2 separate regions of the Homo sapiens genome follow, and region 2 is linked to region 1. Evidence: read pairs that join two places in POLR2A ChIA-PET (ENCODE). Cell type or tissue: Panc1. All regions are shown on one strand. Links, peaks and the distances in the headings refer to the core of each region. The heading gives the core; the rest is flanking DNA. Region 1 overlaps COMETT (cytosolic oncogenic antisense to MET transcript). Region 2 holds the start of CAV2 (caveolin 2).

Region 1 (16,448 bases), core at 8,262-12,261:
TGACAGATGTGAGGAATGCAGAAACAAAGAAGAGAAAGGCAGGTAATTGTCAGCCATCTGGGATTCGTGAGAACTGGAGAGAAAAAAGCACTACTGATTAAGGGCAGGTCCACAGACTTTCACTACCAGATGAACAATGGTTGAGTCTGACATATCTTATAAGGGCCAAGAAACATGACAGCATCAGCATGACACACCATCCCTCCTCTGAAGGTGGATGAGATACTCATTGTGAAAGAGGCAGCCAATTATTACCTAGCATCATTTTCCCCTTCTCGTTTAGTGATAGAACCTTCCCATTTTTAGCTCGGCACATGGGGTCCCAACTAGAGACATTTCCTAATAAAGGCATTTCCTAATAGGTGATTATGGCCTGTTAACAAGTGGTCAATGAGATGTAGGCAAAAAGAATGTAGACAAGTTCTGGATCACGTTCTTATGGGAAGCTACTTGATCATTGCTTATTTCTCTATTCCCAAACTCTAGAATGAGAACATGGTGCTGTGAGCCAGCTTTCACCGTGTGGATAAGGACATAATCAAGTCTAGGCAATGGCCTAGCAATGACATAGAAGGAATCTGGGTTTCCTGGTGAACTACAGCTGCCTAGCTACTGACTCATCCACTCACCTCAACTCACCCTGACCACGTCCCAACTCAGACTTTTACATGAGAGAAAAAGGAACTCTGTGTTATGTTTAAGCCACTGTTATGTGGTCTCCATTAAAGCAGCCAGATCCATATCATTTCCTCAGAATATATGTTTCATTTACTGACACAACTCTACCCCTTGGGTGCAGCTGTTAAAACCATGTAGTATAAAATATTTTCAAAACTTAGTCAAAATCATACTTCGTGGGTTATAACAATGGTCCATCACTGATACACTGCAAGCACTTCATTGGTAAACTACTCTATTTTTATATATTTTTGGTATAACCATGTGTAGTACTGTCTGTTAGATAAAATGTTGAGCTAAATGGACCACGTTGCCCATTATAGAGCAGGACTCAATATGCTACAGGTAGAGGTAAGAAACATGTTGTAACATCCTGCTGGCACAAAGAGCCCACACTTACTGAACATGCCAAAACGTTGCCTCATGAATATAGAAGAGAGGGCAGTCAGAGAAGTACCAGCTCTATTCTTATAGAAACATAGTGAACAGAGGAGAATCTGCAGATGCTCTTACAACTACTATAATATATATTTAATCTCTGGTCATGATTATAATTATTGCTTTTTTAGAACAGTAATTCAGTTAAAAACTTAATTTGACTTTATGCAACAGAAACCAAATTCCTGTAGTTTAACCACATACAGGATTATCATGTTTCAAGAAATCTAGAATAGACAGTATAAGACTGCTATGACAATTCCACAAGACCATCAAGAACCCAGCCTTCTACCTTTCCTCATATTGATTCTGGACATGTTGCTTTCTTCCTTGTGATCACTTGTTAATCACAAGACTGCTGCACCATAGACACCACATTAGAAATCCAGACAAGACGACAGAGGAAGAATGAAGAACAACAACACACCTGAGTTTGTCCTCTTAAAGTGTTTTCCTAGAATCTGTACCTAATGATTTCTGTTTACAAGATGAATTGCCCAAAACTGTGTCCTATGGCAATCCTTAGATGCAAAGGAATGCAGGGACGTGAGAATTTTTTCCTATGCACATTGCTGATATAAATAACTTCAAAGCTCTCCCAGTAAGAAAGAAGGAGAGAGTGAATACTGGATAGGCAACCAGTGTCTGATATATACTGTCAAAAAAAAAATTGCTACTAAACTGGATGCCATGAGTCCAAAAAGGTGAGAACCGCAGGAATAGAAGTTTTCAAATATTTCTAAAACAATCATCAAACCATTCTATTACTTCTTTTGGGGGGTGTTCTATCACTTAATCGTAAGAAGAGTGACTGCTACTGCTCATTTTTCTAACTACTTTTCTTTCTGTTATTATGTCTTCAATATTAGTTGGAAAATGTGTAATACTGAAGTGGATTAAAGATAGACACAAATTTTTGACACTGTTCTCATCAAAAGGTGAGTTTTATGTCCTCTTTTCTTGGATCTAGGTGAGGTCTGCCACTGCTTGACCAACAGAACATGGCAGAAATGGTGTTGTGCCAGTTTTCAGGCCCAGGTCTTAAAAGACTGGCAGCTTCCTGTTTCTGTCTTTTCAAATATATATTCTTGGAAATTAGCTGCCATGTTGGGAAGAAGCTCCAGTGCATTGTGGGAAATAAACAAAAGCCACTAGTTTATATCCCAGCTCAGAGCTAGCACCAACTCACAGCCACTGTAGTGAGCCATTTTAGAAGTAGATCCTCCAGCCTCGTTGAGCTGAACTAGCTGATGTCTTTTGGAGCAGAAATGAGCTGCCCCCTCTTAAAACTGCCCAAATTTCAGATTTGTGAGGAAATAAATAATTATTATGGTTTCAAGCCATTAAGTTTTGAGAGGGTTTGATACACAGCAATAGATAACCAAAGTAATTACTTTCAGTAGAAGAAATTAATAATGCCTTAATGCTTTATAAATAGATTAATTTCTAGTGGTCACAAATTGTGAAGAATTTAAGTATCATCACGAACATGCAACTTTTCTTTATTTGGTGCAATAAGCCAGCAATGTATTTATTATTCATGTTTGACTTTGTAGTTTGTCTAGCTGCATGCATAGAACCATTGATGTAAATCCTTGACCAAAAAATTGTAAAAGGTATATTCTCCACTTACATAAAACCAAAAAATATTTAATAAGCAAATGAAAACTATACCTGAAGAGCATCTGTTACAGTAGTATCACCTTCCTGAGCTCTGAATAAATTCTGAACACATAAGGAATTTAGAATAGTGGTCACCTTTAAAAACAAAAACAAACATGTACTGTTAGCTCTGTTGGGTCTTATCATTTAAAGAAATCAGTTACTGCCACTAAGACATTCAGCTGATAAGGACAGGAATGAGTTAGAGTAGGGCAGAGTACAATGGTCGGTCAGGATGCTTTATCTGTCTAATATATTAAAATTTTATAATTTTAGTCAAAATATTTTTCTGCATTTTTACTATTTTTATAAAGTTTTAGGGCTTTCAGAGGACAAAGTCATTTCAAACTAGAGCTCTCTAGACTGTTTGAAATGCAACTAAAGAAATTTTTCTTTATCCATTTCTGCCTGAGGAGTTACACCCCTAAATCAAAACTTTTTAATGTACCCAGCACATAAATAAAATTTATGGTTGATTTTCAATTAGACTTGGTCCATGAGTGAGCAATTTGATATTAAATCTGAAAACTGAATTGCTTCTTTTTTTCCTGTTGATAGGCATAAGTTAGGATAGAGTCAGTGGTATATAACCAAGATTCAAAATAATAGTGTCTTAAACACTTTCACAGGTAAGCAATACAGGGCTGGTATGGCAGCTCTGTTCTGTGAGTTGTTCGGGAACTCAACTCCTTTTGTCTGGTTGCTCCTCCATCCTCAGGTTGTTTTTCCTACCAATATATTTAAGGTGGCTTGTCACCACATCTACCTTCAAAGCAGTAGGATGAAAGAAGGGCATAGCCTCCCTTTAAGGATGAGGCCTAGAAGTTTCGCAAACCAATTCTGCTTGAATCCTATTGATCAGAACTCAGTTACCACAGACCACACTCAACTGCAAGGAAGGTGGACAATGTAGACTTTTTCAGAATGGCCATGTGCCCAGCAAAAAATTAGACATTCTATTGCTATAAGACAGAAATGGACATTAGATGCTAGAGAACAACTAGAGTGTCCACTGCAAGATGAACTCACTTGGGAGCAACAGTGAATCTTCCAACTAATATTTTACTTTTACGAGACCCTTGATTTGAACGTTCTGCCTGAATAAGCACTAGACAAATCCTTTACGTAAACCTCTCTGATCAAAATTTCCTAAAGGCTTCTGCACTATGAAAAGAGATAACACCTTTAAGTCATCATTAGGTACTAGCCATAAAACACTGTAATAAATTAAAGAAACCAGAAGTCATTGATTCAGAAATGGCAAATAGATAGTCAGGGCAATTTTATCTTTTGCAAGCAACAATTTCTAGAGTGCTCTACATGTTTGCTTTTTACTCAACTTTAACTCATGTAACATCTTTCAGCAGAAAATCTCAAGAAGCTTTTATAAACGTTAATTAACTGAACTTCACAATACTCTCAAGAACTGAGTATTAATACATCCATTTACATGGCAGGAAGCCAGATGAACATTACGGTGGAGCAATATGGAGCTTCCTTGGTTTCAGCTATATAAAAACATCAAACAGGCAGTACCAGAAATTCAATGTTAATCTGAAAACTGAGTATTTAGCTGCTTTTAGACTGCTAAATTATTATTATCCTATGTTCAATACAAGGAAAGCCATTTTACTAAAACAAAAAGAAAGCCTTATTTTGAAATGCTACTTCAACTTACAAATGACTGATGTGTCATCTAGCTATAAATCTAAAGATAATAATAAAATTGGAAAGATTTTCATCAGATAGACTTTTAACACCAAGCTTGATGCAGTTTGTTTCAAGATTAAATATGAAAAAAGCAGCTGCTTAAAAAAAGTTATTCAATCCACGTGTCAGGAAAGGAAAGCACATATCAGATTTCTTTGAAGAAAATAATGAAATTATATATTAATGTATATTGTGTGTATTTTCTGAACCTAACTTGGAGTTATTGTGATGAATAAATAATAAAGATGATGGTAAGATACACAATTGATGTGAATGAACTATTCAAACAGCTAACTTTTTTATATAATATGAAACATATCAACAATATCTAAAATCCCAAGGTTTTTTACATTGCTGTTATTAATTGGAGAAATTCATTATATGCATTTCATATGTTCAAAGGAATTTTCCAAATAAACCAGGAGATATAACCGTGGCCTCTTATAGAGGCAGATAAACTCAATTTAGCTGCTAACATTACATTTATTCTGGTAATCTGATCTTTGTCTAAAAAAGACTGAGGTCTAAGCCTTGGTTTAATGGAAGCTAAAAAATAGAAATAAAGGCAAGAGTGTTATTTTCATAGGAATGGACAAGTGTCCAGTGTAAGGTTTACTGATGACAACCAGCATAAGGAGTAATGAAATATGAACCAATGACTTTTAGCTCAGACTTTCATCTGTAATCTTTCCAAAAATCTTCTTAAATAGACATTTTATACCCCTTTAATAAGGGCAATTAATATAGGACAACATTCTAAAAACTCTTTTAAAACTTCTGGTTTTTTAAAATCACAAGAAACTTAAAATAAATTTTTGGAAAATTTCTCCTAGGACATTTATCCCGGCAAGGCTCATAAAGAGAAAAACTGTGCCTTCCTTCCACCTGGCTCACCCTTTCTTGTGGACTGACATGCTCAAAACATTAGAGAGGATTGTAAGCCAGCTAGCTAATCAAAGCCATTTCAAAGCTAATAGCCTAACCTTCTGGGTTATGTTGTTTGGTTGTAGAGGGTCCAGTGGGAGGACTTTTCCAAAGGAATATCAAATTTAACTTTAATGACTTACACAAAGAAAATAATTCTGGTCATCAAAATGTGATAAATGTGGCAAGTCTCTTTGCTAATAATACAGATGAAATAGAAAGGATGATAGTCATCTATGATAATGTGGAAAATAGCTTCATCCAGTATTGCAAGTATTTTAAAGAAAAATGCATATATGCATTTTCCTATATACATTAGAAAGGTTTTGTTTGTTTTTTAATAAGACTACGGACCTTTGTCTACAGATTTATTATATGAAATTCATTTTAAAAACAGCTACTGTTTTTAGCTGTTTCATACCTCCTATAGTAGGAGGTATGAAAATGAGCAAGATGTGGTTCCTGCCCTCAAGAAGCTTGCAATGTAAAAAAAAGAAGGGGGGTGGTATATTTCCAAGAGAATAAAATAGGCATAGCTGAAAAAGAACAAATAGCATGTTATGAGTTTTAAAGAAGAAGATTGAGTTTCTTGGGAGAATCAGGAAAAGTTACATGAGTAAGGAAATATTTGGTATGGATCTTGATGTATGGGTATGATTTTGACAACTAAAGTCTGGTTACGTGGGAGTTGGGGGTAGTAGTGGAAGAATTCCAAGTAACAGAAAGAAAAGGCAGAGGACACATAAAAGTCTAAAACACACTGAGTAGCATAGGTAGAAAGCAGAGTGCCAAGTAATAGAAGATAAGAATGGAAAGATAATAAGTTAAGGTAAATGCTATTCTTTGTTTCAGCTTGCAACATATCCATCAGAGGTGTTGGACACAAACTCCTGAGAGTGGATTTTATTCTATTTCTTCTTTTAACTTTTATTTTAGGTTCAGGGGTACATGTGCAGGTTTGTTATATAGGTAAACTAGTGTCATGGAATTTGGTGTACAGATTATTTCATCACCCAGGTAATAAGCCTAGTACTCAATAGGTATTTCTTGTGATCCAGTCCCTCCTCCTACCCTCCACCCTCAAGTAGGCCCCAGTGTCTGTTCTCCTCTTTCTGTCCATGTGTTCTTGCTATTTAGCTCCCACTTAGAAGTGAGAACATGCAGTATTTGGTTTTCTGTTCCTGTGTTAGTTTGTTAAAGATAATGGTCTCCACCTCCATCCATGTTGCTGCAAAGGACATGATCTCATTCTTTTTTATGGCTGCATAGTATTCCATGGTGTTATATATATCATATTTTCTTTATACTGTCTACCATTTATGGGCATGTAGTTTGATTGCATATTTTTGTAATTGTGAATAGTGCTGCAATGAACATATGCATGCATGTGTCTTTATGGTAAAATAATTTATTGTCCTTTGGGTTTATACCCAATAATGGGATTTCCAGGTCAAATGATAATTCTGTTTTAAGTTCTTTGAGGAATCACCACACTGCTTTCCACAATGGCTGAACTTACACTTCTGCCAGCAGTGTATAAGTGTTCTCTTTTCTCTGCAACCTTGCCAGCATCTGTTATTTTTTTATTCTTTAGTAATAGCCATTCTGACTGGTCTGAGATGATATCTCATTGTGGTTTTGATTTCCATTTCTCTAATAATTAATGGTGCTGAAAGTTTTTCACACGTGGGCTGCATGTATGTCTTCTTTTGAAGAGTGTCTGTTCATGTCCTTTACCCACTTTTTAATGGAATTGTTGGGTTTTTTTCTTCTTTTGCTTGTAAATTTGTTTAATTCCTTATATATTCTGGACATTAGACCTCTGTCAAAAGTATAGTTTGCAAATATTTTATCTCATTTGATAGGTTGTCTATTTACTCTGTTGATAGTTTCTTTTGCTGTGCAGAAGCTTTTTAGTTAAATTAGATACCATTTGTCATGTTTTGTTTTTGTAGCAATTGCTTTTGGCATCTTTGCCATGAAATCTTTGCCGGTTCCTATGTCCAGAATGGTATTTCCCAGGTTATCTTCCTGGGTTTTTATAGTTTTAGGTTTTACATTTAAGTCTAATCCATCTTGAGTTAATTTTTGTATAAGGTTTAAGGAAGGGATTCAGTTTCAATCTTCTGCATATGGCTAGCCAGTTATCCCAGCACCATTTATTGAATAGGGACTCCTTTTCCCCATTACTTGTTTTTGTCATCTTTGTCGAAGATCAGATGATTGTAGGTGTGTGGCATTATTTCTGGTCTCTCTATTCTGTCCTCTTTGTCTATGTGTCTGTTTTTGTACAAGTACCATGCCATTTTGATTATTATAGCCCTGTAGTATATTTGAAGTTGAATGATTTTTAAGAAGTTGTTCCATAAACTCTTTATTGCTAAGAGTGCTCATTCAACTTTTGGTAAGCTATGCCATATAATTGTACATTAAAAGCTCCAAAAGTTGTATTAATTATTCACTTGAGATGACCACAGCTATATTAAAACCTCACTTATTTTTGTCAAATGGGAACCACATTACCTGGGTAAAGCCTGTGATCTTTTTCTCTATGAGTATAATAAACATGGAAGAACTTTAGGATCTATAGATGAACATTAGAGGTATGAGTCTCTTCTAACCAACCCTTCTAGAGACGTTGAAGGAGCACCAGTATTTACTGATTTAAGTTTGACTTCCTCTGACCCAAGCCTTCTAATGGAAGTACTAATTAGTATTAAGATAACCCAATGCAAGATCAGCTTTTAAAGCCAAATATGGTATGAAATATTACATGTGCCAAATTATTCATTTTACATGCAGGAAATAAAAGCCCACAGGTTAAGTAACTTGCCAGAAGTTACCTAGTAAGTTAACTAGCAAATTTTCAGAGCTAGAGCTAAAATAGGTAATTTTCAGAGCAAGAAAGAAAAATTATTGAATTTACCATGATGTTTTTTTCTACTTCTCTTATCAAAGATCATTTACTAAATAAAGACCTCCTGACTTATTTAGAATAATTATGACAAATATATTTGAAACTGGTTCCCTCACTTATTTTCTTTGTCCATGCTGGCCTCTTTTATGATCCTCAAAGATGCCAGACATGGTCCTGTCTCAAGGCCTTTGCACTTGCTGTTCCCTGTACCTGGAATGACCATATGATTTCGCAGCCATTAAGTATAAACATTCCTCCAGAAAGATTATGCTGCCCTTCAAAAACCAAGCCCTTGCTACATGTTTTAGAGTACTGTGAAAATTAGGGATCCTTCTTAGGTCAGGCTTGTTTAGCTTCTTTTCATTATGAGAAAGTAATTGCAGAATCCCAAAGGGCAATCACAGGCTGATGTGAAGTCTTGTCTGCCTGGGCAGTCCAAGAGCCCTAGCAGGCATGGCTGACTTGGTCTCAGGGTGGCAAAAGGGATGGTCCCTCTCCTAGAGCCAAAGGCCCTGAGAATGATCAGCAAACCCTCCAAGGGGAGAGGTATACTTAAGTCCTGGGTGACATCCAGGCAACAACTCTCCTCCCTCAGACCCGTGAGATAGGTTTACCGGCATCCTCCAATCACATGCTTTACCTCATCTGCGACAGGTTTAATGGATGTATCCAATCCCAATTTTCTTGCCTCATTTGAGAAACTAAATGGTGAATACCTTTAAATTGTCTAGTAGAAAACAGCTAGAGAGCATGTTATCTGGACAAAGAAACTTGTCACAAGAATTTTGCACATTTTGCATGACTTTGCTTTTGTGTAAGATATATAATATACCCTTTGGGAGGAGACACTGAGCTAAGTGTGACTTCCTTAAGAATAACAGACACTGTCACAGTTTGTTAATCCTATTTGTCTCCCAGGAGAAGGAGAAGATTATTAATTACCCAGCAAAGGTCAGGGGGTCATCAGGCCCATAAAGGGGGTTTACCTCAGAAAACTAACCAGTGGGAGGCTGAGCAAATCTACAAGCCATGCACATGAAGGCTCTCCTCCCTGAGCACAGCCTCCAGGTCCTGATATGCCTGCAGAGTGTCTGCAGAGGACACAGTCCAATTTCTAGACTTGCTTATGAATTTCAAAAACTTTGTGTATACATAGATATCAAGGTTTACAGGCAAACTGATTGAAAGGGTGTAATTTCTGGTGCCCTGCCTAACCACGCAAATGCGGAGCTGGGTCAGCTTGCATCTGCAGCACGGCAGTCCCTTCCGAATACCCAATACTCCAAAGGAGATGGGAGACCTCCTACTTCACCCTGCCTTCAGTGACAGCGCTTCTCATTTTCTTTGCCTTCTGCTTTCTGATCCACGAAGTAGAAGTGAGAAAAAAAAAACTTCACAAATTAATATACTATTGGATTATGCTGCCACTTAAATGGCTAATTGTAATACACTGTGAGATAGGCTAAATTAGGAATATGAAGTGCCAGTGGGAAAACAGATGAGGCAACCTGTCAGCCTCCCCAGGGAGAGGACCAGTGGTGGAAGCTTTCCAGGGTTAGGCTTGGACCCTGAAGGAGGAATCAGGGTGTGCCATGCAAATATTTAAGAAGGAAGGCCATCTCCACGGAAGAGACTGACAAGGCCGATGCCTTTGCCTTTGCCTGCAAAGCTGCAACACTGCCTCTCTTCTTGGGCTAGGAAACACCCAGCTTCTCCTTCACTGGTTTTGGAAGGCAGGCAAAAAGCAAAACAAAAACAAGAAAGAACCACCAGAGCACACACCTTTCTAGGTCAAATCTCATTTCCTAATACCAACAACAAGTTTGACACCTTTTCATTACCAGCCTTGGACTTAAACTCCACCCTCTCTCCAGAGTGGGAGTGGACCCAGATGAGCAACCCAATCGCTTATTCTAGGGTCTGGGCAGTATCCCCTACTCAGTTCCATGTTTGATTTGGTTACGGAGGGATCGTCATTGAGCCAGTAGCATCAGGACCTCTGTTCCACAGCCGCTCTTTCTACAAGAGTCTATGCACTCCTCCCCTAGAAGGACACCATCTGCCAGCAGGAGGAAACCTCTTTTCCTGCCACTGTCTGCCCTGGTCCTCCTTCCCTATCTCTGAGGCATCTGCAATCTTTCATGCCTGGCTCTCTAGCCTAGATAGTTCTAGAACACTGGAATATATTAAAACATTCATACACACACACAACTTCTTTCAACAGCATAAGAACCTAATGTTGAATTTTCTTGAGGTTTTTTTTTTTTTTTAGCTCTCCTGATAATTGCTCATGTGTGGACATATTAAGATCATCATTCCGCACTAGTGATCACTATCCGAAAGTCAGGGAAAAAATCAGACTGTCAAAATCAAAACAATTTCAAGTAATGAAGGTTTTGGGTATAAAATATGTGTTTAAGGGATTTTGTTTAAAAATACACTTTGGCTGTCACTTTAAAAAGATTCGACCAGGGAAGAAAAACCACTATGCATGATATGGAAGTAGAAATTTATTATAGGAATTGGAACTTGCACAATTGTGGGAAGAGCAGGGAAGGTAAAATTCTGAAAAGTGGAGTTAAAACGGTAGAGAAAAGCCACAGACGACTCAGAACTTACAGTGATTCCTGGGAGCCAGCACGTCCTGCTGCCGGAGTGGGACCTCAAAGCCTATGGAAGGTTGTTGGTTCTTCAGGTCTACGGCCTCTGTGAATTCTCAGCAAAGCATCTGGTAGAAGGCCTGGTAGAAGACCTGGGACAAGGTCACCATCAGGAGGGAGGGGGGTGCGAGGACAAACAGGAACCTGCTAACACCTCTGTGTCTGTTTCTATCACCAACAGGTGCTGATAACCTTCAGAACATGGCAGCTGCTTTCCTTCTGCCTCCCAGAACTCACAACTTCCCTTTGGACCAACTCCAATCTGAAATTATGTAGAAAGGGAGAGTCTGAAAAACATAGTCCCAAACATAACCAAGTAGACAATAGAACAATCTGGCACATTGATTGGTATTTTGACTTAACCGCCAGATCACCAGCAGCTCATTGTAGGCAGGCGCAAGTAAATATCTCACCTCAAATGCAACAAGTACAAAATGAATGCATCATAGTGTCCCAGGCTTCCATTAAACAAAAACAAATAAATAAAACAAACAAAAAGCAATCTTTTATCCCTCAGCTTTATTAATGCATAACTAACAAATAAAAATGGTATATATATTTATGGTGTACATCATGACATTTCTTTCCGTGTATACAAAAAGCAATCTTTCTGAGTACTGCTCAGTTACCACTACCTCTAAGTGATCCTGTGTATTCCACACCCTAAGTGTCCATCTGACCTTCCTCACTGCCCTGTGTCCCAGCAGTCTCTGCCTTCTATCAAGCTTTCCTCTTTGCTTTCCCGCATTAATGAAGTGCTCCTCTCTCTTGCCACCCTGCCTCCAATCTCGCCCTGCTCCAAACCTTCCATTAAACCACATGAATCTTTCTAAAATGTAAAATTCTGCTTATTTTACTTAAATTATTTTAGTGACTCCGTATCACCTATCATATACATCTTTCTTGGTGTGATATGAAAGACCCCTCATATATATTCTGACCCCCACCTACATTTTTAGCCCCTCTCCTGTCCTAATCCCAAATGCACTGTGCCCCAACTATTTTAAACTATTTGTAAAACCCTGATTATAGGATTATGTCAACACAGGAGTCTGTGTGCCTTCCTCCCCTTGCAAATACAGTTGCCTGACAAACTCCTTCTCATCCCATAGGATTTGACTCAAACATGACCTTCTTTGTGGTGTCCTCCTTGTTTCCTCACCTTCTCCCAATCCCCAAAGTCAGTCCATAACATTCTCCTAACAGTGGATAGCATGTGCCATGCTGTACCAGGTCTGCTGATTTACATGTCTGTCTTCTGTGCTAGTTGTGAGCTCCTCAATGTTAAGGACCACATCTCATTCATCTTTGTAGTCCCAGACACTAACACTTCCCAGGTGCATGGTAGGGGCTCAATAAACATTTGGTTAAGAAATTAATTGATGAATCACAAGATCTGACATGTTTAAATATTTTATTCCATATTTATAGCTGCTTCCATACAAATTATGATTCCCATAAAACATAGGTTTACATTTACCAAAAAAAAAATTAATTTGGGGGTAATCCAATACATGTACATGGCCAAATAATGAAATTCAGTTTAAATCTTGAAATGGCCCTAAATCATATGACCTCATTGATCAGATTAATAAGATTATTTCTAAATCTCAATTTCACCAGTGATGTTTAAACATATTTTTGACCTGCCATTGGAATACAGAACAACAAAGGAAACATCTGGTTGTTCTTAACTTTGGGGAGACAAATCCATTTGTTAACAGTAGCAATAGGAGAGCTGACAGAACCTGATAACAGCTCCAACACAGGGAGCTCAGCCCACAACAGATGGACCAGACACTTCAGGGAAAGCTTTAAAAAGATGTCTTTTCTAATTCAGGTTATACACTCCTTGAAAGTTCCTTCAACATAAGCATGAAAGTTTGCAGATGATTTTATCAGGTCTGACAGCTTTTTTCTAGAGGTTAGTTTGCAATTGCCTCTCGGGAATAGTTTGGTTGAATTTCACTGGATTTTGTAAGTAAAGGCAGGAATGTTTCTAATAAGTCAACAAACTGAAAGTCCTAAGCAGTTTGCATCACTGCCAACTTTCTGAGTGCGACCCTTGGCTGGTCAGAGTTTGTCTGTGTTCTTTTTTTTTTTTTTTTAATAACTCTTCATCAGCTAACCAAGGTTAACCCAGAGTTATTGCTATTTCTTCTACATGTTTTGGACATAGTTTAATAGTAATTATGTTTAGGCTCTAATGATGTAAAAAAAAAAAAAAAAAGAAAGAAAGAAAGCTCAAACCCTGGCCAGTGCAAAATTATTGGAAAGCATTTTAATACAACTATCTTAATCATATTTCTAAATATGTTAGTCATGTATAATAGTTACATTGATTCTAATCAAACTCTCCAAACATTCTATCCCTTTTCAATGCCATAAGACCTATATATTCCCTCTTAAACTGTTAAATTTTGTAGCCATTTTTAAATGGTCTAATTTACTTTTGGACTCACCAAATAAAAGATGCCTAAGTTGATTATTAAATCATTCCTATTGGAATAGAATAAAGTACTTAATCATATTTGGACAAGGCAGTAGTTAATAAGAACCACACACTGAAGTACTTTCTAATATAATGTCCCCTTACATACACTACAATTAGTAAATTGTTTGGTATATTGGCTTTAAATGGACTGGCTTCAGTAAAATTTTGGTTGATACTTAATATTTTTTAATTATTTTCACCAGACTTTGGAACTGTTTTCATAGCTGGAGAAACTGATCCACAGGGGTTAAATACCAAAGCACACATCAAGTTAGCCATAAAACCTAGAATTGCAGTAATTACACAAACTCACACACTCACAGACACATTTTTAAACTCCATCCTTAATGAAATGCTGATCGATGAAAAAAAATCACTTTATTTTTCTTGGCACATTATTTTCCAAGATAGGTTATTTTAGTGTCAAAGTTTAAATTAACAGATGGACTGGATAAGTTCATTTGGAAATGATGCTATAGTATGCTGCATAAAAATGAAAATTTTCTTTCCCAAAATTTACCAGAAGGTAAAAGACAGAGAAAGAAAAGAAAAATAAATGAACATGACTTTGGAGATAGAGGCATCGATAGGTCAAAGAGTTATGGAAGCAGCCTTCCAGGACTTTTTGGAAGTCTTGGCCTTAATTTCTCATCTTCCAAGAGGACAGAGATTCTCCAAAATATCCTCTCTTAGGACTTCTCACTGCCTGTCATCTGGTTTTTCCTTTATTTCTCACATTCCCTAGGTTCCCAAAGGAGAGATCAGAAATTGAGAAAACAGAGGCACTAGAGAAGGAACATTCCAGTCCCTCTTCACATCCCACAGGTCTGAGTCCTAGGCACCTACAGCCCACCACTTAGGCCAGCTTGACTGCCTAGGACCCTGGCTCCGACCTGTGCAGTGTTCTACAGATGGACAGCATAGCACCTTTGGCCTGCACTGCAACATCAGTCCCCAATGATCAAGCCAGCAGAGAAGTGGCCATGCCTTAGGTTGTGGCTGACTTTGCAGACAGAGAAGGAAAATGAAAGAGTGCCTTAAGTTCTACTTCTCAAAAAAAAAAAAAACTTTTGGGTACTAGGCTTAATAGCTGGGTGATGGAATAATCTGTACAACAAACCCCCATGACACGAGTTTACCTGTATAACAAACCTGCACATGTAACCCTAAGCCTAAAATAAAAGCTTAAAAAAAATAGGTCTACTGCTCCCAGTTAAACGACTGCATCATTCACTACAGAACCGGAGACAATTTAAAATAATTATAACAGAGGCCGGGCACAGTGGCTCACACCTGTAATCCCAGCACTTTGGGAGGTTGAGGTGGGTGGATCACTTCAGATCAGGAGTTCAAGACCACCCTGGCCAACATGGTGAAACCCCGTCTCTAATAAAAATACAAAAACTAGCATGGTGGCGGGAGCCCGTAATCCTAGCTACTCAGGAGGCTGAGGCAGGAGAATCACCTGAACCTGGGAGGCAGAGGTTGCAGTGAGCTGAGATCACACCTTCGCACTCCAGTCTGGGCCACAAAGCAAGACTCCATCTCAATTAAAATAAATAAATAAATAATTATAATGGAAGTGCAGTCATTCTGGAAAGACACAGACTTAAGACAGCTGTGTGACTTTGGATAGGTTACATGATCTCTCTGAGCCTCATTTCCCTCAATGTAAACCGAGAAGGGTGATACCTATTCTGGAGTTCTTTTAATGAGGATGTAAGCAGAGCTCCAGACTCATGATGAATACATGGTACACATTTAATAAGTGACAGCTAAATACATTATACCTTTGCCTGATTTTAGGAGAGAGGTCATAAGCTGGATGTGAAAATGAACCAAATCACTAACAAAATTGCAGCACCCTGTTGGAGACGGTAATTTTTTCTTAATTTTTCTGCCTACAATTTCCTAGGTCTTCTAATTAACATTGTGATACTTTAGCTTGTAGCCTAGCAGTCTTGTTCTTGTCCTCAATATTAAGTATGCTCAGTCATATTTTTAGATAACTTAACATTGCATATTTATTTTTAGACAGCCCAGCCACACATAAATGACCAATACAAATCAACATAAAAGCAGTTCATATCCAAAGTGCCCAGTTTTAACCCTCTGTAGCTGGCAGTTCCATTTTTAACGCGAAGTTTCCTAAAATGTATAATCTATAAAACTAATTTTATAGAAAATTGACACTGAAGATATTAAGAAAAATCAAAGCATTTTGTGGTCAATTAAATTGGGGAGATGGTAGGGTAAGCAAAGTTAAGAAGGGTTTTTTTGGTTTTTGGTTCGGTTTTGCTGTTTTGTTTTATCACATGAATTTTCAAAACCTTCAACATTCGAACATACATGACATAGCTCTAAAAAGGTAATAGGAGTCCTACATTTCCAAATTTTATCTGTGCTCAGAAATGACATTAGGTGACATTACCTGAATTCTTCTATTGTCTTTTTGTAGAGACATTTGCCATAGGCACAATAATAGGGGTGATGGGGCAGGAGGAAGGGAAAAACAGAGTGAAAGAAGGAGTTCCAGAGTAACTACTCTTTAAGGCAGGGATCACAGATCCTAATGCCTACAGGAGAAAGTGAAATCAAGATCAGAGGTGGGCCAGACACAACCCAAGAGAAGATGGTAGGTCAATGGCAAACAGCAGATCATATGGTCTTTCTACCTCAATTCACACTTTTAAAAACATTCTGTGCACCTGTATATGTCTGTGGGCCCTATTCACCATACATTGCAAGCATGAAGCCCCTATTCTTAGGAGACTGCTTTCATTTTTATTTCAAAAACAGCACCAACTTCAAGAGTGCCTTCAAAGACCCAAATTTTAATGTGTTAAAGGGAGGGAAAAAAAGATAGAGCATATTAGAGCAGGAGGTGGCTGTTCCTCTGTCTCTTTGTCACAGCTATCACTAGACCCATCTCAAAGTTAAGAGATGGGATCCTGTTTGTAGTTCA
Region 2 (16,448 bases), core at 6,794-10,793, 160 kb before region 1:
TTCAACATTGTCTTATTCAGTGGTTCTCAGCCTGGGAAAGAAGGAGAAAGGTGATTTTGCCCCCCAGAGGACATTTGGCAACATTTGGAAACATTTTGGTTGTCATGACTGGGAGTGTTATAGGTATCTAGTGGATAGATGCCAAGGATGTTGCTAAACATCCTACAATGCACTGGACAGTCTCTCAAGGAAAAATGATCTGGCCCAAAATGCCAACAGGGTTGAGATTGAGAAACTCTGGTCTAATCTGAACACTCTGAATATTATTAAAACATATGGTGAGATCAAGAATTTATTACTGCATTTTCGTTAATACCAATTTGCTCAAAGGCAGTTTGAAAAACAGACCCTGACTAAAATTGCATGTGCGTTATACAGGGAAAAAAATATGACACATTTGTGATTTGAAAAGGAAAAAAAGCTGAAGGGAAAAAATTAGATATTTTTATTCATAAGAGCATTGCCATACAATTTTCAATGCTCCAGAAAAATAACCTTCTTCCATTGACACTGTGCTGAAAGAAGTGAGTAACAAAATGGTTATAAACTATCCTTCTCACAAATTCTAATCTATTATCAGACTGTTATTTCTAAAATATATTAATACACCATCTAAAAAACAGCCCTCTTATCAGAAGCTATGATACATAATAAGTCAGAAGATAAATGCACCAGTAGGAATTTATTATAATTTTTTTAATTTCTCTGGATTACAGGGCACGTAAACTCTGTAGGAGGTGCTTATTGGAGAGTAATTCTGTGATCCAGAAGACACTAGAATGTGTTCAGCCATTTAGCACCCACCCACCCCCTTTCTTTTCCCTTTCCTGGTAAATTTTCCTTTATGTTCATAAGGACAGATGCCATTGCTGTGGGAATCACTCTGGTTTAAGCCTCTTGAGAAAAACAGTAGCTAACTATATTAGTCCGTTCTCACACTGCTATAAAGAAATACCTGAGACTGGGTAATCTATAAAGAAAAGAGGTTTAGTTGGCTCACAGTTCCACTAGCTGTACAGGAAGCATTATGATGGCATCTGCTCAGCTTCTGGGGAGGCCTCAGGAAACTTACAATCATGGCGGAAGGTAAACAGGGAGTATCACCTCACGTGGCCACAGAAGGAGCCAAAGAAAGGTGAGGGGGAGGTGCCACACACTTTTGAAGGACGAGATCTAATGAGAACTCACTCACTATACAGTACCAACTGCGGGGTCGGGGGGCAGGGGTGGCAGTGGGGGTGGTTGCTAAACCATTCCTAAGAACTCTGCCCCCATGATCTAATCTCTACCTCCCACCAAGCCCCACCTCCAACACTGGGGATTACAGTTCCACATGAGATTCGGGCAGGGACACAAATCCAAGCCATATCACTAACCTTATCTAAATACTGGCCAATAGGATAAGCAAAATCATTTTTATAGCTTCCTTCAAAAAATCTTATGTATTAAAATGTTGAAATGTATAAGAATTTCATCAAAATAAGAACCTCACCAGATCTGACCCAAGGGAGAGAAGATTGTTCAATAAAAAATTACAAATGGATGAATAAATGAATCCTCTCCTTTCAAGTTCTGTGCTCCATACAACAAATCTAGATGGGTCTCATTTAGATGGGATTTAGAGACACCTTTCTTAAATACCTATCATTTTACGAATGAAGCTGTTGTCTAAAGAGTCCTCTTGGCCACTTCCTGAAAACAAATCAATTATTTGTGATAACTCTCAAATGTCCTAATAATCCCATGGAAAATGTAAATGTAATGAGGACCAAGAATTATAAGGTAAGAAGTGCTAATGTCAGATTTTTACCCACTACATAAGCCCACTCTTGTACTAGGGCAGTGACTTTCTTCTTTGGGTGAGACCTTGAAATCTGGGATTATAATTTTGAATTATAATTATAAAATGGTATTTGGCTGTAAATTATCTCCTTTTTTTTTCTGTTCCTCACAGTTGATATTATGGATTCCCATAAGGATTCATGTCTTCTATTCACTTTAATGAACAGTTGTTGGGCAACAATTCTAGAAGAGTTCCAATTCTCATCAGGAGAATGGACAAGGTGGAGAAGCAGAGAAAATGCAATGAGTAGAATGTCTAAGTCATCACTTTGGAATTGACTGAACATAAATAAAAATGAGAAAGATACGTAAAAAAGAAGGGAATGGGTAAGCAGGGTGATGTCTGGGAGAGGAGGGGCTCCATAGCCATGAGAGTCAACTCTGTAACACCCTATAGGGTTACAACACTGCCCTTCATATACTGAGGTAGCAGCAGGGAAACTTTTTAATTATTAGAAATATTGAACTTTGCCTCCCACCCCCAAACATTTTTCTCATTCAGTTCCTGTTCTTTTTTATTTCTGTAATTTTTACTGTTTCAAAAATGATCTTTTTTCTTTCGGAAGAAGCAATTCTTCAAATCCAGTTCACATAAGGGGATTTGATATGTTCAACAAGCTCCAAATACACTGTATCCAGCAATACCTACTACATGCCTACTTTGAGCTCTGAGCAACCTGCACCTCAAGCCTAGTTCTCATTGTTTTGCTTTTGGCAAATTTTCACTAAGTGCCCTTCCTCCCCAAACACACGTATATGTCTACCAGACCCTAAAGCCCTTTATGAACATGCAAACTCCTCCCTTCTGAAAACCTTTGCGTGAGTGGTCAGCAGGCTAATTCATCCATTGCAATGTGGCTTTGTGTTAGGGTTCTGTTTCCGTGCTGCCTGCAAGATAATCACAGATGTGACTGCATCTTAGAAGTTCCTGAATCTTTCAAGACAGTCTGGTTCACAAGAAAATTAAAAGGTGGAGGTCGGGCGCGGTGGCTCACGCCTGCAATCCCAGCACTTTGGGAGGCCGAGGCGGGCGGATCACCTGAGGTTGGGAGTTCGAAACCAGCCTGACCAACATGGGGAAACCCCGTCTCTGCTAAAAATACAAAATTAGCCAGGCGTGGTGGTGCATGCCTGTAATCCCAGCTACTCGGGAGGCTGAGGCAGGAGAATCGCTTGAACCCGGGAGGCAGAGGTTGCGATGAGCCGAGATCGTGCCATTGCACTCCAGCCTGGGCAACAAGAGCGAAACTCTGCCACACACACACAAACACACACACACACACACACACGGTGTAGTTTAGGAAGTAAAAAAAAAAAAAAAAAAAAAATCAGATCTCCCCTCACACCTCAGATCTGAAGGCACAAACTCTAGGGCCAGGGCGTTCGCCTACCCAACTCCACATGCACTTGCAGGTCACCTAGCACTCAGGTACCTAGCACTCAGGTACATTGTGGCTCCTTACCTCTCACGACAGCAGCAACAACGTTGATTGGAAGTTTATCACTGTGTGTTACGGGCCATGGGCCATGTGTGTTAGAATTTTATGTGAAATTAACATTTAATTCTCACGGACACCCCTGAAACAGATGCCACAGCCCCCATTTTGCCAACGAGGCAGCTGAGGTTCCCAGAGGCTCAATACCAGCACCATGAGCCGCAGCACGCAAGGCAAACACAGCCGGAGGTGAGCACATACCTGCTTCGCACCCCATGCGCCTAACCACAAGGTTCCCTCCCTCCAGGAAGGCCGTTGTCTTCCCTGGGACGACTTGCCAGCTCTGAGGCATGACAGTACGGGCCCCCAGAAGGGTGACCAGGAGGCCCTCCTCGTCCCAGCTGCCGGCGTCGCCGCCCACTGCAGGGCCCGGGCTGTGACTCGTGGGGACGGTTCCCTGCGCCCCGGCGGGGGAGGTGGGCGGGGAGGGGCGGCGGGGCGCCGGGGCGGGGCTCGGGACGGCCGGGCTGGGAGCTGGAGCCCACAGCGGGAAGCGGCCGCCGCCCGGGCCTCGCAGGGCTAGGCGAGGCGAGGGGGGGCGGGGCCGGGCGCTACGGGAAGGGGAGGCCGCGCGGACCGGGAGCCGCACCGCGCCAGCCGGGCTGCAGCGGCCGCGCACCAAGGCTGCGATGGGGCTGGAGACGGAGAAGGCGGACGTACAGCTCTTCATGGACGACGACTCCTACAGCCACCACAGCGGCCTCGAGTACGCCGACCCCGAGAAGTTCGCGGACTCGGACCAGGACCGGGATCCCCACCGGCTCAACTCGCATCTCAAGGTGAAGCCCGGGGCGGGCGGGCCCAAGTCCCCGCTGAGGCCGGGAGGTGCGGGCGCCCCTCAGCCCCGCCCTAACCCGTCCCACCATTGCTACCGGGTCGGCCCCGCAGGGTCTGAGACCCGCACCCTTCCCCGGTCCCACCCGTCACCAGGCCGCCCGCGTAGCCAGGAATTCTTAGCCAGGTTCCTGTGCGCCCACCGTGACCCTAAGAGAAGAGGCGGACGCCCTGGCACGTCCTTCCCTCCTGCTTCCCCCGCCCAAAGCGCTCCCGGTTCCCGGGGCGTCAGGTTGGCTGACAGTTCGGGGTCCCTGCGTCCTGTCTCCTCAGCTGGGCTTCGAGGATGTGATCGCAGAGCCGGTGACTACGCACTCCTTTGACAAAGTGTGGATCTGCAGCCATGCCCTCTTTGAAATCAGCAAATACGTAATGTACAAGTTCCTGACGGTGTTCCTGGCCATTCCCCTGGCCTTCATTGCGGGAATTCTCTTTGCCACCCTCAGCTGTCTGCACATCTGGTGAGACGGGGCACACCGGGTGGACCGGCTTTCTGAAACATGGGCATATTCTCCGCCACCTGCCCCCTACTCTCCTCTTATCCCAGGCCGGCGTCAGGAGGAGGAACGCGCATCAGTTCCCAAGCAGTAGGAAGAACTGGAAGGCCTTGAAAGGCAATGCGCTTCCTTTAGAATAACAGTTTGGGCTTGGAGTTTCAACAGGAGAAAGAATGTCGGTCTTTCCTGGGGTGTGATTTTCCTTGCATACATAAGGCTGGGCTGAGTGTGGAGGCGGGTACCTGGAAGCCACACTTCTTACCACAGGCTGCTCTCGGGGCCCTGTTGTGACTCGTACCTGCGGTTCTGGGCAGGACTCTTCTTTCTTTCATTGCCTTTTATTCAGTCACTGCCTGTGCTTGGGGTAAAACAAAAGTGATCTCTGAGCAGAATGCCGCTGACAGTAGAATTGGATGAGGATGTCAGACCTGGTTAAGCAGTAGTGTGGAGGGGCTGCTTCAACTTTGCCCCTGGCAGATGGCAAGGATGGGACCCAGAGGAAAGGGAGGTGTGTGCAGTTAAGGCGAGGGTCCCCCCCAGTACAAACGAATGAAAACTCCAGCTGCGGGATAATGAATGAGAAGGCCTCCAAATTACTTTTTCACTGATGAAACACAAATGGAAGTGGCATATAATTAAAGGGGAAAGAAATATGGAAGCCCACTGTATATTGATAGGATATTTTGAGTAACTCTATTCATACTCAAAATGTGTCCTAAACTGTAGAGAACTTTCTTAAGCATCTTTTAAATTTTTTATGGAAAATGTCATATTTTACCAATAAATGTTGTTGTGTTAGAAAATATCCACTTTAATCTGAGAGGAAGAATATTCAGATCATCCCCAGTATCACAACAGTTGTCACGCTAGTGCTTCAGGTTAGTCCTGGTGAAAGGTATAACCCAAGGTACCTCCGTGTCTTTCTTACACCTTTTATGATATTGCCACACCCTGATAAATACTCGGTGTTCATTGTTAGAAGTTACCAATTTATCCTTTATTTCTCTATACCACCTGAATCTTAATTTATTTAGTCAGTTAGCTAGCTAGTTAGTTCAACAAACTTTAAATTGATTGAGTGCTTAGTTTGTGCTGGGCACTGGGCCAGGATGAATGAGAGATAGGGTCTGCCTTCAGCTTACTCACAGCCTTATCAGGGCAGCTGGCTAGGTACAGAGATGGACGCTGAGAAAACACAGTCAACTGACAAAGAGGGAGGAACAGACAAGGCTTTGAAGAGTGAAAGGAGTCGAAAAAGACTTTGAAAGGATAAATGAAAATTCACCAAATACGTAAAGGATACACAAAGAACACCAATTTAATTTTATCACTAAAGGTTGTAAACAATTAAACTATGTTGAAGGTGCCAAGATTGCCAGGGAAATGAAAATGTTGCCTTAGTACATGATCAGCTTCATGAAGGTCAAATGGATAGTTATATTCTGACATTTGCACTTGAATTTTTTTTAAGATCCCTGAGTTGGCACATAAGATTTGGGATTCCCAATTAACTAAAACTAATCATCTAACCTCTATGTCAGTTTTCTCACTTTCAAAACTGTGAAAAACTGAGTGACCGCATAGCATATTGTGAAATGCTGACTATGAAGCTATTTGGAAATGTGAAGTACCATATTTATAGTCAACAAAGCTAGGCTTCCCAAAGCTTTTGTGAAAGAATTTGAAAAAAAAAAGTTTCTCATTTACTAAGTGGTGGAAAGATATAAGTAAAACTACAATTAACCAAGCAATGCCTCTCTCCAGCTGGCTCTTCTGAGAATGGGAGGTGTTTTTGTATAGTGCTTCAATTGGTGAATCATCAATGCACCTTTTTTTAGCCACATAAAATGTATTATTTAATATTATTTAACTTCAGCTTGTTTTTTTAACTATATTTATGTGGGGCATTAATATTTAACTGTAAAACATTTGTCACCAGGCAGCTGTGATTGCAAGTAGAGGAGTAATTTCAAACAAGAATGCTTAAAAGTTAGCTATGCCTTGATAAAATAGGTTTATCATTAATAGATTGCATTCCCATGACATGATAAGACCAGATCAAGGACAGACCTTACAGAATTGCAAACCCATTTGGGCAAGCTTTTTTTGTTTTGTTTTCTTTTTATATATATTTTTTAAAGCAGGGGCTTGTGTATTGTTTTTACCAAAAAGTTAGTGGTGACCAAAGCTAGGAAAATATGCAGTAGTGGAACTTTGAACCATGTCACAATATTAAAACAGGTCAGATTTTAGATCCTTTAAACAAACAATCAACAACAATAAAACACAGAAGTCTGGTGGTGTTGGATCCTAGACCAGAAGTACGGGCCATTAGGAATCAGTGAATTAGTTGGATTCCATACTACAGTCAGACAGAGATAGCTGCTGTTTGTTAAGCACAGGTTATTGGTCATAAGTGGATCATAACCAAAGAAATGTGGCTGGAGCACCCATATCCCTTATTTTTGCTGGAATGCAAAGCAAACAAATGCCCAACTGATGGAAATGCGATAGTAGCAATCTCATTTCTAGAAGACAGTTTTCATACAGTAAATTGCTATGAATGCAGTCTGCATGACTCTACAATTACTACAACACTAAATAAAAGTCTCTATCCTATGGCCTTATTATCCAAGGATATATATTATCCAAGGAATATATAACCTTACATATATTAATATATATAATATATATATATTATAAGATTTACTTAAGAAGTATTGGCCACATTCAGCCTCAACCAAATTTTGGGTCAATCAGAACTGCCTGGAGTTTCAGAAGCTAAACTATTTGTGATGTTGAGAACCCAACTTAAGTTTGATGTCGGAGGATCATTAGATTCTCTGCTCCAAAATGAGGGAACACAAGTAAACAAAAATAAAATCCAAATGAGTTAACAACACCCTATAAACTGAACTCCTCGAATGTGGGTAACTGCTTTGCTGAACAAGAAGATTCACTTTTGACATGTGCTAAATTCCCTTTTAGGACATGGAGATCTAAGGAGTCACGGAGATAGAAAATTTGTTAGCCTAAGGAAGAATAGAAAGTACATTGTATTCTGGCTGGGAGCAGTGGCTCTCGCCTGTAATCCCAGCACTTTGGGAGGCCAAGCTGGGCAGATCACTTGAGGTCAGGAGTTCAAGAACAGCCTGGCCAACATGGTGAAACTCTGTCTCTACTAAAAATACAAAAATTAGCCAAGCATAGTAGCAAGTGCCCATGATCCCAGCTACTCAGGGAGGCTGAGGCAGGAGAATCACTCGAACCCGGGAGGCGAAGGTTGCAGTGAGCCGAGATCACTTCACTGCTCTCCAGCCTGGGCAATAGAGTGAGAACCTGAAAAGAAAGAAGGAAGGGAAGGGAAGAGGAGGGGAGGGGAGAAGAAAGAGAGAAAGAAAGAGAGGGAGGGAGGGAGGGAGGGAGGGAGGAAGGAAGGAAGGGAGGGAGGGAGGGAGGGAGGAAGACAGAAAGAAAAAGAGAAAGAAGGAAAGAAAGAAAGAAAAGAAGAAAGAAAAAAGAAAAGAAAGGAAAGAAAGAAAGAAAGAGAAAGAAAAAGAAAGAAAGAGAAAGAAAGAAAGAAGGAAGGAATTCTAAGTGAAGTGGATTTGGTTAGGAAACTTTCTGATCTAAACTTCAGCCTTTTAATAGGCCAATTTGAGGTCATCTTGTTATAGTTATTTTCATTATATATTCTGCCTTCAAAATAGGTCTATTTATTATACATTATAATGACAGCATCATACAGGCATTTCAGGGGTACATAATAAATGTCAATCCTCATAGCCAGTTCTGAGAGATCTCCTGGTGTCACTTTAATTTGTAGCAACATGCCCAAGACCACATATCAAGTGAGAAATATAATAGAATAATAAGTCTAAAGTTGCCATCATTGAGGTTTCTATTCAGCTATTTATCTCTGAAACACTTAGTAATTAATTTTCTTATTATATAAAAGTGTTTCATGTATTTAGCACTTGAAATAAAACACAATTTGTGGAGACAGTCAATGTGAATAATTCTATATTCTAAAAATATATCAATCAATCAGAAAGCTGCCTAATATTTCCTTCATTTTGGGCTAAGTACAGCAGACCCTCATTTAAGTCATATTTTAATAGCAAACCAAGAAAATCAGCCTACTCCCTTATGCCCACCCAGGTAATAATAAAGCTTCCATTGAGGCTACCAGCAGTGCCTGAAAATCTCACAACTACTTTTGTGCTCAGAGGACATTACTACAACAGAGAACATTATTTAGAAAATTACATATAAAATTAACCATCCTGAGGACTATAAGGATATGCAGCTATGTTAGGAACAAGTGTATGAAAAATAACAATTTCAGGATAGACTAGTTTTCTTGTGTAAAAGTTCTAACATCATTTGCAGGGTTCTTTCAACTATACCATACAGCCCTTTTCAGTGTGTGTGATTACTGTGAAAAAATTAAAAAATATAAAACATAGTTAATAACATAAGGCATAAAAGAATGATAAATTTATGTTAGCTCAACCATTTACTAAGGGTCAAGGATGTCCTCACTGTTTAAAAAAACTTAAACGCTAGTAGGAAAGACAGAAATACAGCATCTATTTATAATACCTTTTGATACATGTGAAAATTAAGAAGTTTGTTTCAGTACTTTAGAAATACAATGAGGGAATATCCGATCTAGCCTGGTCCAGGAAAAGGGAAGAAGACTGAGGCAGCAGGAAAGGCTATCAGGAAGTAAACCCTCAGGGAAGTGTGAAGACTTAAGCAGGTTAATGTTAACTGGCAGAGACCAGGTAGATAAAGACATGGTTTTATTTATTTTTGTTTTACTGTTTCAGATAGCATGCCACCAGTAGAAAGAATATTAGTGTTTATTATCTACATGACTATATTTTTAGGCAACATATTTTTTGTGCATCTTATCACTTTAGTCCATTTGCATTACTATGAAGGAATACCTGAGACTAGGTTATTTATAAAGAAAAGAGGTTTATTTTTGCTCACAGTTCTGCGGGCTGTACAGGAAGCACAGTGCCAGCATCTACTTTAGGCAAGGACCTCAGGAAGCTTCCACTTATAGTGGAAGGAGAAGGAGGAGCAGGCACGTCACATGGCAAGAAAGGGAGCAAGAGAGAGAATGTGGAGGTCCCAGACTCTTTTAGTTAATCAGATCTCAAGCAAACTAACTGAGTGAGAACTCACGTTACCAAGAGGGTGGCAGGCACTAAGACATTCATGAGGGATCTACCCGCTGTGATCCAATTATCCCCACTCGGCCCCACCTCCAACACTGGGGACTACATTTCAAAATGAGAGTCAGGGGGACAAAAAACCCAAATCATTATCAGTGATCATTGTTCATTTATTTGTTTCAAACTCTCAACCAAATTTAAGTAAATGGGTCAGTATTTTATCTTTTCATACATGTACAAGACAGACCTTATTTGGTAACAGCAACAATCCTCACACATCTCTCTTCCTTCCTTCCAGGATTTTAATGCCTTTTGTAAAGACCTGCCTAATGGTTCTGCCTTCAGTGCAGACAATATGGAAGAGTGTGACAGATGTTATCATTGCTCCATTGTGTACGAGCGTAGGACGATGCTTCTCTTCTGTCAGCCTGCAACTGAGCCAGGATTGAATACTTGGACCCCAGGTCTGGAGATTGGGATACTGTAATACTTCTTTGTTATTATAACATAAAAGCACCACTGTTCTGTTCATTTCCTAGCTGTTCTAATTAAGAAAACTATTAAGATGAGCAACCACATTTAGAAATGTTTATTGACAGGTCTTTTCAAATAATGCTTTTCTAATTAATAGCCAAAGATTTCATATCTAACTTTGTAACCAGAATTATACAGTAAGTTGACACCACTTAGATTTAAAGGCAGACAGTTTTGCTTTAGTACAATAGTATACATTTTATAATGATGAACTTATAATGATTAAGGGACATTTCTATAAAAATACTACAATAGTTTTATGCACAACTTCCCATTAAAAATGAGATTTCTTATTTGTTTGTCTGTTTTTACTCTGGGAGTAATACTTTTTAAATTACCTTTACATATATAGTCACTGGCATACTGAGAATATACAATGATCCTGGAAATTGCAGTAACAAAAGCACACAACGATTATAGTAACTATAAGATACAATAAAACAAATAAATATGAAAGTAGATTCATGAAAATGTATTCCTTTAAAATATTGTTTTCCTACAGGCCTATTTAACAAGATGTTTCATTTTACTGTATATTTTGTAGTTAATATAAATGTTGCTCTAATCAGATTGCTTAAAAGCATTTTTATTATATTTATGTTGTTGAACTAATATATGAAATAAGTAAATGTAGCTCCCACAAGGTAAACTTCATTGGTAAGATTGCACTGTTCTGATTATGTAAGCATTTGTACATCTTCTTTGGAAATAAAAGATAAAAGAGCGATACACAAAGCTTTCTTTTCTAACTTTTCCAAGCAAAATCTAAAATGTTTTATGACATTTTTCTGGCTGTGATCTTAAAATAATTCATATCTAAATAGTATTTTGTCTAGGAGATGCTTTCTCTCTAGTAGTTAGAAATTAAATCTGTGTCAGCATTCCTATTAATGTCTCACTTTACTTTCAAGTAATATTGGTGCTATTTAACATTTTACAGTAAATGTTACTTCTGATACTTTAGTACAATTTCAACTACAGTGATTCATGTAGAGAGACAGGGGAGTTGTCAACTTGGGCTACTGAACTACATGCATAAACTAAAAACTAACAGCTACAAACTTTTAAGATTTCTCTAATATTGGTATGTAACACAGGATAAAGTTATTCTTGTCATTTTGAACTGTAGAGTCCTATTTCAGTGTGATGAATCACTGTTGCTTTGAAAAATCTCATTATTTCTGGGCCGGGCATGGTGGCTCACCCCTGTAATCCCAGCACTTTGGGAGGCCAAGGCGGGTGGATCATGAGGTCAGGAGATCAAGACCATCCTGGCCAACATGGTGATACCCCGTCTCTACTAAAAATACAAAAAAATTAGTTGGGCATGGTGGCATGCACCTGTAGTCCCAGCTACCTGGGAGGCTGAGGCAGGAGAATTGCTTGAACCTGGGAGGCAGAGGTTGCAGTGAGCCAAAATCATGCCACTGCACTCCCGCCTGGCAACAGAGCAAGAGTCTGTCTCAAAAAAAAAAAGAAAAAAAGAAAAAAAGAAAAAAGAAAAATCTCATTATTTCAAAATGATAGACATATACCAAAAACAAGTCTATAATGTGAGTAGTTACTAAAATTTACACATCTTAAAAGTGTGTAAATGCTTAAATTTCAGAATTACCATCAGAACCTCAATTGACATTCCTTTGAATACGCTAATAAGTGACAAATAAGATTAATAAGATTTTTCAAAATCGCCAGGACTGGTGAATATAAATGATGATTGAACTGGAATAATATTGGGGACCAAATCAAATGAATGATTAAATTATGAAGCTCATATCCTTTTGAAGGTAGTTGCAAAGAGACATTTCAAAACTGCCCTAGGCCATTGCAGCATCCTTAGATGGGACGCATAATCATTACCTTAAAGCATCACCACTCATTTTGACCATATAGATTTTATTATGTTAGTTTAAAAGGTCAATCAGCCTCATGACTTTATAGTTATGTCTTGTATTTAAAAACATTTTTTATACATTTGGTTATGTTGATAAACCAAAAACATTTGATTAATAAAATATCTATTTGAATAAATTATGAGCTATCCTTTCAAACAGCTATTGGCAAGTTTTAAACCCAAAATATATACACATAGTTCTGTAATAAAACTGTTTGACTTCTCAAGTAACATGACTTCCTTATTTCTGAACAGTACTGGTTACTTTCAAAATGAATTTTTATTGAGATTTTCCATTAACTATTTTTTTCAAAGACTCAAATTTTGTACCAAGTAAATCCAGGCTTTATGTACAAACATGTTGTTTGTTTTATTTGGGGCTGGGGGAGGTATATGATGAGCAGACTTCTCGGAATTCATAATAAATTTTCTAAAAGCCTACAAATGTGTGTATTGCTTTTATTACAGTAAATATGGAATCTTTCATACTTATTTTTACCTTATTAAAAACTCAAAATAGATAATAAATACATTAGTTATTGCTTATTTGGGAATGTATTTTTAAAAATTATTACATTAGTAGTTGAATTCTTTGTTTTCCAGCACTTAAAGAGGTTCCATATAAATGTTCTATCATTTGATGAATAGTATAAAATAGCCTGTTCACACACCCACCATACTTCTTCTTTTTTATAGTCTCTTCTTGCTAATCCTAAATAAACTGAAATTTGTTTCCAATTTTTAAAATAAGAAAGTAACAATATAAATCACAGGCACTTGGATACCTGTACCATGAAGCTAGACTAGAGTCCAAAATTATTTTTGGAAAGTGAGTATGTGAAGAGTAGTTGCTGATGTTGGCATACATTTTCTTGTCAGTTCATCTGGAAAAACGACCAACCTATAATAATAAAGCAGGTGCTTGGCTTTTTAAAATGTTCTTTATAGTTTTCAGGAACTTTTAAAAATTCATCTTTTTGATAGTCATCCACATCCCATTAATTTATTTTGATGCCTCTCTTGGAAAGTTGTTGGAGTGTAGTGAAAAAAGCCCTGCCCTAGAAGTCAGGCAACTGGATTCCAGTCTCAGCATTGCCGTTATTGAGGTGTATCCCTTCATGCAAAGGGTTTAATCTTGGGTTCTCAGTTTTCTTATCGTTAATGAAAGAATTGAACTAAATGGTCTCTCAGGAGCTTCCTATCTCATTGTTTTCTGTGACTTCAGCAGGATGAAAACTTGGCTATGTATATGAAAACCAACCTAGCTGTCCAGTCCAAAAATATTTTTTTAAATCAGTGAATTTTCAATCAATTACAGGATAGGTGTGCTATAAATACAATAATTAATGCATGTACTTTTCACCCTTCTATTGATTGTGAGACTGTATTTGGCCTCAATTCATTAAAACAGAGATCCTAAGATTTTTATCAATGCTAAGTCTTTATTATTATGAATTTCTGAAAAAAATTATATCTTAATTAGAATTTGCGATTGAACCTTTAACAACATGGGGTTGAACTGCTCAGTCCACTTATACTCAGATTTTTTTTCAGTAAATACAGTTAGCCTTCCGTATCCACAGGTTCCTCATCCACCATCAAACTGGATCCAAAATAGAGTATTGCAAGATGCAAAACCCTCAGACAAGGAGGGCTGACTTTTCACCTCCTTGGGTTCTGCAGGGATGACGGGATTTAAGTATGCAAGGATTTTTATATCTGCAGGGGAATTCTAGAACCAATCCCTCAAGGGTACCGAGGAATGACTCTATTTCATTTTAAGATTTTCTGTCAAAATCACTGCTATGCCCCATAATCACTGCCATCTTTCTCTTTTGCCTGGCTATTTGCCACAGCCTCCTAACTGACCTCACTTCCTGCCTTCAATATGATCACCAATCCATTTTTCTCTTAAAAAAAACGTGATTATACCAAGACTACCCTGTCATTTCCTTGCTTAAAACTATCAATTGTATGTGATTGCCCTGAGAATAATATTCCAAGTTCTTGAGCAGCATATGCAAGGCCTTCGCCATCAACCCGTTGTCATCGTTAGCAACTCTTCTGTAGCTTTACTGAACAACCCGTGCTACTCCTGTGTACCCATGCCAGCATTGTTTTTCTTCTCATGCCTGCCTCACTCTTATCTGTTTCCAAAACTCTTCCACATTAAGTGCCTCTTCTGTGTCTACATCTAAAATGTTGTACAAATTCCTATTATCACCTGTCACGTTGTAAAAGTAACCCTGTTAACTAATACCATTAGACTGCTAGTTAGGTATTTGAGAACCAAAAACATCACTTCACGTTTGCTGGGATTCTGAAATGGTGCCCAGTGCTTAATGAGTTCCATCAATATTTTCTGTATGAATGATTATGTAAATAAATAACTGGAGAAAGCTTGGGATAATTGCAGAACTGAGAGTGGGAATTGCACAAAACTTCATAATTTCTTCTTTACAAAAGGGATTTGAAATGTACTGATTCTAATAAAAATTTCCTTCCCACCATTTTCTCACTCATGAATCATTAAGTTGAGAAAACAAAAACGTATATAAACCATTTTATATTTTATCGATTGGGGTAATGCCTGCCTTTAGTCTCCATTCTCGTATCTAAAATTTACTTTTAATTCTTCAGGGGTAGAAAGCCCTAGCATTTAGAAACTTGTCTGGAAACACACTTTCATGCTTTCTAGAATGTTGCTATTTCATCTACTATTCTATTCCTCACTTTGAAATTTATAACACTGAAAGATTGTTTCTTTGGGTTTTACATTTTAGAAAACACATTGTCTCATCTGAATCCCAGGACAAATTAAATAACATAATGGAGAAATCAAACAAATAATAGCTTAGTTTTTCTAGCTTGCAACTTTATCATTTTAGAATGTTTGTTTAAGATAACAAGTGCTTACAGAATTTTTACAGGGTTACATGTTACTTTAAGAAACTTAAAAAAATAGTAAGTAGAGCTGCAAAGAAAAATTACCACAATGAATGTAATTTATCACAAATCAGGATTTGGTACACTTCTTCCCTTCAAGTTGTGTATGTGTGCAGGGAAGACAGGGGAAGAAGTTGACAGAGGAGGAGTAAAGGATACAGGTATACTAGATAGTCAGTTTATATTTTTTAGGAATAAAAATAAGTTTGGCAACTATAATTTAACCATCCCAATTTCTTCTCCCTATTCACCCCAAAATAGCAAAATGAGCAAAATAAAGCACCCCTTGCTAAATTTTTAAGACATTTCTGTGCCCACTCTCCAGTTTCTTGCTTTGGATTGTACCTGAAATGCTGCCATTGGAACTTGACATCTTGATACTTTTTTAAGTGAAACACACCCTTGAGTGGGGTAACATTTCAATCTATTAGCAGTCATCTATTTACTTTAGGTGAACAAGTGATCTGAGAAAGGAGTGTTGAAAACTACATATGGGAACCAAGCATAAGAGCTCTGAGCACAATATGAGAGCACCATACACTGATTAAAAGAGATGTCACCAAAGAGAAAGCTGTGACAAAGGGAAACAAGAGGCTCCAATCACATGGCCTTCAGCCTTCCCAGTTTCGCTTTTGGACAACCCAAATCCCTAGTGAAAGGGGCATGGAATCTGAACAGGAGTGGAGGAAATTGAAGTCAGCTAAAGACTTTTCTTTTTATCCACAAAGGAAAGTTGCTTTTGTCTTACTGAATGAATAGGACCCTAGGAGTGGGCATGAGGGCTCTGCTGGAACCATGTGCCCTAAAGACAATGCCGAAGCGTGCAACTGAAAATGAAAATGAAACTGTAACTTGTGACCATCTATCTGTGTCTTCTTTCGCCTTGCCTCTCTGTGCTGTTGACTGTTGCGGCATGTCTGCGGCAAAGAAAGACCATGCTGCAGTCAGAGAAATCAGAGGACACCACTTCAACAATTAACCAAAAATAGGACAGGGACACCTATCTGCCTGTGCTTGGACGTATTAGGTCATTCAGCTCAGCTGTGTGACTGGAGAAATCATTTTGCCTTTATAGGAAAAGGTAGGGGTGTAGGATGATGAGAGAAAGGAAGAGACATGACTCAGAGTGGGAAACAGCACGTAGCCAAGGGCAAATATTTCTCTCAGACATAAATGGATCAGGAAGAGGTGAGAGCAGCAGGTCATCTTTGGAGCA

What was found. Peaks named below come from ENCODE experiments on the same cell type or tissue, not always from the same donor. Only the 100,000 strongest peaks of a DNase experiment are listed, where the experiment ranks them.
Region 2: POLR2A ChIA-PET joins it to region 1 with 7 read pairs; 2 of 35 experiments call an interaction of 5 or more read pairs at or near these places.

What each region holds. Positions count from the first base shown.
Region 1 is chr7:116,652,791-116,669,238 of GRCh38, forward strand. COMETT (cytosolic oncogenic antisense to MET transcript) reads right to left here. Exons shown (of 5, transcript NR_165033.1): 2 at 10,949-11,251. Among named protein-coding and RNA genes, the nearest start is that of MET, 11 kb to the right of the region's middle. In Panc1, for the core only: no CTCF peak of the experiment used is centred there; no DNase peak of the experiment used is centred there.
Region 2 is chr7:116,495,815-116,512,262 of GRCh38, forward strand. CAV2 (caveolin 2) reads left to right here and starts at 3,924. Exons shown (of 3, transcript NM_001233.5): 1 at 3,924-4,117; 2 at 4,446-4,633; 3 at 10,157-12,727. The coding sequence starts at 3,968. The coding sequence ends at 10,307. It overlaps CAV2-DT (CAV2 divergent transcript), which reads right to left and starts at 3,702. Exons shown (of 3, transcript NR_188012.1): 1 at 3,540-3,702. RefSeq lists enhancers at 2,939-3,440, 3,487-3,626, 15,990-16,369, 16,380-16,429 and silencers at 3,807-3,896, 5,681-5,975. In Panc1, for the core only: no CTCF peak of the experiment used is centred there; no DNase peak of the experiment used is centred there; H3K4me3 peaks cover 815 bases; H3K27ac peaks cover 3,915 bases.